Linked DNA regions of Homo sapiens: region 1 is linked to region 2. A link is a loop called in an ENCODE intact Hi-C map of the cell type or tissue named here. Cell type or tissue: endothelial cell of umbilical vein. All regions are shown on one strand. Each heading gives the region's core, and the rest is flanking DNA. Links, peaks and the distances in the headings are about the cores only. Region 1 has its middle 180 kb from the start of NEIL3. Region 2 overlaps NEIL3 (nei like DNA glycosylase 3).

Region 1 (2,927 bases), core at 92-2,591, 190 kb after region 2:
TAGCTGGTGTCCAAGTCCCCAGCAAAACTTCACCAAAACCTCAACTAGTAACTGTACCCTAAGCTACCAAGGAAATCACAGATACCACTGAACCTTTGTACTGCTGAAGAAGTCATACAAAGATAACACTACCACAGACACCCAAAATCAAAGCAAAAGTATCTTAACCCACAGCATACATACATCTTCAGGAAAAAAAAATTATCTCCTACAAAAGCAATTTCAAAAAATTGGAACAAGCGAATGTTACACCAGATGTGCAGATATCAATGGAAGGACACAGGAAACATGAAGAAGCAGGGAAATATGACACCACTAAAGGACCACAAAGATTGTCTAGCAATAGACCCCAATCAAAAAGAATTCCTTGAAATGCCAAATAAAAGATTCAAAATACTGATTTTAAAGCTTAGTGAGATTCAAGAAAAATCTGAAAACAAACTAAAGAAATCAGAATCTCAATTCAGAATGTGAATGAGAAATTTACCAAGAAGAAAGATACTTTTTTAAAAAAAGCAGAGATTCTGAAACTAAAATAATTCATTGAAGGAAATATAAAATATATCTGAAAGCTTCAATAATAGGTTAGATGAAGTAAAAGAAAGAATCTCAAAACATGAAGACAGGTCTTTTAAAATAATTTTAAAATAAGACAAAAATAATTAAAAAGAATGAATAAAGCCTTTGAGATGTCTGGGACTACATAAAATGAGCAAATTTATGAATGATCAGTACTCCCAAGGGTGAGGAGGTATCAAAAAGTATAGAAAATCTGTTTAAGAAAATAATTGATGACAACTTCCCAAGTCTATCAACAGAGTTAGCCATCCAGATCCAGAAGATCCAATGATCCCCACGAAAATACACTGCAAAAAGGACTACATCATGGCATATTATATTCAGAATGTCTAACGTCAAAGTTAAATAAAGAATTTTAAAATTAGCAAGAGGAAAACATCTAGTCACCTATACTGCTTTTTACAACCCCATCAGATGAACAGCTGACTTTTCAGCAGAAACCTCACAGGCCAGAAGAAAATTGGGTGTCATTTTTCAAAGTGGTGAACTATAAAAAAGAAAAAACAAAACTTTAAGTCAAGAATTGTATATTCCACCAGAATAAGTTTCATACATGAAGGAAAGATAAAGTCTTTCCCAGACAAGTGAATGCTAAGGAAATTAGTCACCACTAGACTGGTTCTACAGGAAATGCTTGAAGGAGACTTAAACGTGGCAATGAAAGGTTGATATTTACCATCACAAAAACACATAGAAATAAAGAAATGTAGTGAGATCAATTAGGAAGACTTAAGTGAGTATGAAAAATATGTAAACTAGTAGGAATGAAGATCATGACACTATTTTGAGATGTGTAACAGAAGTAGAATGATCAGACCGTGGCAACAAGATGTGGATTGTCAGAGGAAAGGGGAAGTAAAACTTGTGTGGTGTCCTAACTGCAGTAGAATGTAATGAAAAATAAGAGGATTGTTTTCCTGAAAAAAAAATTGATGTTTGGTACTTGTTTGTGGATGTAGGTAGAAAAGACACAATTGAATTAAGTCATTCGTTATACCAGTATATTTTGTTAGGGTCTTTCAGGTTTTGAGGAACAGAAGTAAACTTAGGTCAGCTTAGATAATAGAATTTTATTCTAAGGATGTGATTGAAATTTAGGAAAATAGGAACTAGAATGTTTTTCTCAATATGTAGGCACATTAGCAACCAGTTTCTAATTCTCTCCACAGCAGGTCTATTCTCTTACCTTTAATAGTGGTACACTTTTGTGATGAGTCACTTGTTCCTTCCCTTTGGTTTCAATGTTCTTTTCATCACTGAATAAATTTTTCTTCTCCTGTCTGTTGTTTTTGCTTAATTCCATGGCTATGGATACTAATAGCTTTTGCTATTGATTCTAAAATCTCAAGACACCTTCTTATCACCTCTACTCTGTGGATCTTTTGGTTGGTTCTAGTCCCAACTACTGACTCATTTTTTCAGGCATTCAGTATGACTTTTAGCATTCTTTTATTCCACAGCTATTAAACATCAGTCATTAGATATCAAATTTTATAAAAACACTGTCCTTCATGAATAAGCATTTTTTTTTCAGAAATACCTTTAATTACATGGGAGAGTATAATTTTTGAAATCTAATTGTACACTTGAATTTGTTCAATGACATAAAATAGCAGAAATACCTTTAATTATATGGTAGACTATAGTTTCTGGAATCTAACTGTATACTTGAATTTGTCTAATGACATAAAATGGTTTTACTGAGGAAATAAAATGCATCCTTTAACAAACATCCATTGAGAATCTGCTCTATGTCAGCATACAATGTACCGAGACACAAGGGAGAAGAAAATGCTAATTTAAAATTGATCAGACAGGTCATAAACGTAAGTAGGTAATTATAATACAGTAATGTAAATGTGAAAATCAATGTACAAATTAACATTTGAGGGAGTACAAAAGAAGAATTGACTATGTATATGGGGGAAAAGGAGGAAGTTACAAAGGTGTTGGTATTTGAGCTTTCGAAAGTGACTAGAAGGAAAGAGACATCACAGGCCATGCAACGTCCAGTAGATTATGAGCCATTCTCTTTTATTATTACCTCGTTGATATAAATAATTACTTCTTTATGGGACCAATTATCCTTCCACATGATGTAAAGAAACAAACTCTTTTGAGGATAAATAATATGGGAAAATGACAGATAAATGTCATAACTTTGTATGCCACTATATAAAATATTCCTCCTTATATTCTTGAGTCTATAGTTATTTTTGGTGACAAAATTATACAGTGCCTCTAGATGGAAATATCAGTTAAGTATATCATTTTAGCATCCTCATAAGCAGTTGATAATGTAAGCTGCTTGGCTATTCCCTAGTTTTACACCAGCAAATATGAGAGAA
Region 2 (2,927 bases), core at 161-2,660:
TCAGGAGCACTTGAATATATCACTTAGTAGGTAGAGAAGTAATCACTCTCTAATTTGTATCTTTCTGATGTGTGGATTTTTACAGGGCAGATTCTTTTAGAGGCTATGCTCGTATTCTACTTTCATTAACAAATGAATCCCAGGAGATTCAACCAATGAATCCCAGGAGATTCATGGCCCAACCTATGAGATGCACACACTTTATGACTAAACTCTGCGGGCAATTTTGCTTGTGAAAAGTTGGGTATCAAGGGAAAACTGTGAGCAACCTTTGAAAGTGTTTCCTGCTATATGCTCTATCAAATGCAGATGAGCCAGGTGGGTGGGAGGCAGAAGTCAAAAATGAAGACTACATTTCTATTGCAGGTGCACAGACCTGCAGCCTCACAAAAAGATCACATTTCTTTGAGAGAGTTATCCATTCCTCTAAGAAGCACAGGTTGGAAGTACATTTTTTGAACTTCTGTTACATTGTGAAAAGAGGGGCAAATGATTTTAGGTTCAGATTCCAACAGCAGATCTGCCATTGACCTTGAATTGTTACATCCAATAGTTGTTATGGCTGCAGGAAACTGAAAGGAAGCAAGCCACTGCATTTTTCCCACCCATATACTGACATAGGTACTCTCCAGGGAGGGCACTAGTTCAATGAGTTTGAAGAAGTGATTGTCCTTGTTTAGAACTTCATGGAACACTTACTGACAGCCGTGTGCTGAGAAATGACTTCCCCCTTATCAGTCTGGTGGAGAGCACTTGATAAAAACCCCCTCTCATCTTACAGAAATAAATCTGTACCTAACACCAGAGAATCAATAACATATCAATGTTTTCAACTATCGTGCATAGATCCCATTGTGTACTACTCTATCCAGAGCTATGAGTTTTCCATCACATCAGTCTACTACAGCAGCAGTGTAACCTGCAATATATCATTACTGCATGAACAACTAGGCATATGCTGATGTTATCAATTCCAGACTAAGCAAAACCATGAAGTGACAATGTTGTCCAAGGACAGCAGCTGCTGACAATGAAAAGAGAACACCTCAAAGGAAAAGCAATTACATAAACCCTGGATTACTCTAAATATGTGGTAGATGAGATGCAATAAAGAACAATCATATAGTATCATCTCTTTGTGACAATTATTCACCTTTGGTTAGCATGGGGTCCAGGAACAGGTCTTTTCTTTTAAGAAAAAGGTGATAACTGTGGTCAGTATCTTTAAACAGCACTAAAAACGATTTGAGGAAGCAGTATCAATTTTTACAGTTGGCAAAAGCTTAGGCTAAACTCAGAAAAGACAGAATGAGATTGGGTAGACATATTAACTCAAAGGCCGCTTTCATTTTCCTGCAAAAATTAAACATGTGATCATGCATCACAATTACATATATTTTGACTTTTTTATCATTAAGTCAACAAAGGAAATAGGTTGCTAGTCCTTCTCTGCCAGTATATTAGCCATGAATTTCCATGGGAACTGTGAAACAATGGAGAACCTGTTATTTCTCTGGAAAGTTTTTACACTCTCTAAGTAAATTTCCAAATTCCATTCAAGGCTTCAGAGAAAGCAGGAAGCCAGAAAAATATTTAAAGATCAAGTGATACATTTAAACCAAACTAGGGCCTGTCACAAATATAAAGTAACCGATGTCACTGAATACAATAAGCATTCGGTAAAAACAAGGAGAGACTTGTGGTATAGGAAGCTTGGGGACTAGCAAAACAGATGTGTTGCTCTAATACATCTTGGGAAGCCCTGTAAAATGACTGTCTTCCAAGTGATGATGACATCAGAATTTATTCTTCTGCTGTTTATTGATTTCCATGATAGAATCACAACCTCTCATATTGGAGCTCTCTTAAAAACACAGTACTTCCTATATGATTAAATGTGACACCCGGCAAACTCCATCTAGCCTTCTACGCATCTTTAAATATAGAGAGATAAGATGTATCGTACAGGCTTATCTTACCGTAAAGCTTTTGGTCCAAAGTACATAAAGAGCTCCTTCCCCAAAGTTTCCACGCCACTGTAAACATATCCATTAAACAGGCTCAAGACATTCTGGCTGGAATCATTATTCAGTGCAGCAGCCTAGTGGAAAATACATGTACACACATAAGCACACACACACACAAACTCTAAGCAAAAGCATTATTTAATTCTTAAATGTGTTTATATTACTTCACGCCCAGGTGCATTCCAATGAGAAGAATAATCTCCAACAAGTCATGTAATGTAATCGGCTGTTTACATACATTTTGTCAAATCACTATGCAGTCATTTAAAGAGAGAGAGGCCAAAAAAATTAAGTGAAAAAAAGTAATTGGTAGACAAGCAAAATAAAGTTTCTTCCAGGACCATATAGCTCTGTGCATATGAAAAGAAAGCATAGGAATACAACACGAATGTTCTAAAACTAAAAACTGGAATATAGGTTCTTCCATTTCCAGAAGTATATAGCCAAGTTCCCTGAAAGAGTGGTCAGATAAAAACAGCTACAAATGACAGATGATAAAATATGAAAACAAAATATTTTTAACTTCACCGATGAACTTTTAAGCTAGTATGAAATAATAAAAGGTCAAAAACTAAAAGCGGGAGAGAACCCTGAGAGGTAGTAGGGAGAGCTGTGAAGCCAGCATCTATCCTAAGGGCATTGATTGAAACTAAGGAATGAGAGCTTCAATTTTCACATGAAACTAAGGAATGAGAGCTTCAATTTTCACATCTTGTGAGGGTGCAGGAGATCAGAGATAAAAACCTGCGGCCCCCTGAGTAGGGGAATCTAATTTGAGACCTGTCCTATTCCAAGCACAATGTTAAGAATAAAGAAAAAATAAACTCATATTCCCTTTCCCCCATCAGCCTTGCAAAACCAAACAATATATTGTTAGAATGACAACATATAGGCAGAATC

Evidence for each region. Hi-C counts contacts between places; a loop is a spot of excess contacts. Peaks named below come from ENCODE experiments on the same cell type or tissue, not always from the same donor. Only the 100,000 strongest peaks of a DNase experiment are listed, where the experiment ranks them.
Region 1: a loop joins it to region 2, with 2.0 times the contacts of the local background. A loop is called at or near these places in 3 of 110 quality-filtered maps.

Annotation. Positions count from the first base shown.
Region 1 is chr4:177,126,766-177,129,692 of GRCh38, reverse strand. No RefSeq gene overlaps it. Among named protein-coding and RNA genes, the nearest start is that of NEIL3, 180 kb to the left of the region's middle. In endothelial cell of umbilical vein, for the core only: no CTCF peak of the experiment used is centred there; a DNase peak (open chromatin) is centred at 1,312; H3K27ac peaks cover 1,561 bases.
Region 2 is chr4:177,321,633-177,324,559 of GRCh38, reverse strand. It overlaps NEIL3 (nei like DNA glycosylase 3), which reads right to left. Exons shown (of 10, transcript NM_018248.3): 2 at 1,980-2,101. Among named protein-coding and RNA genes, the nearest start is that of NEIL3, 13 kb to the right of the region's middle. In endothelial cell of umbilical vein, for the core only: no CTCF peak of the experiment used is centred there; DNase peaks (open chromatin) are centred at 1,509 and 2,029; H3K4me3 peaks cover 728 bases; H3K27ac peaks cover 1,520 bases.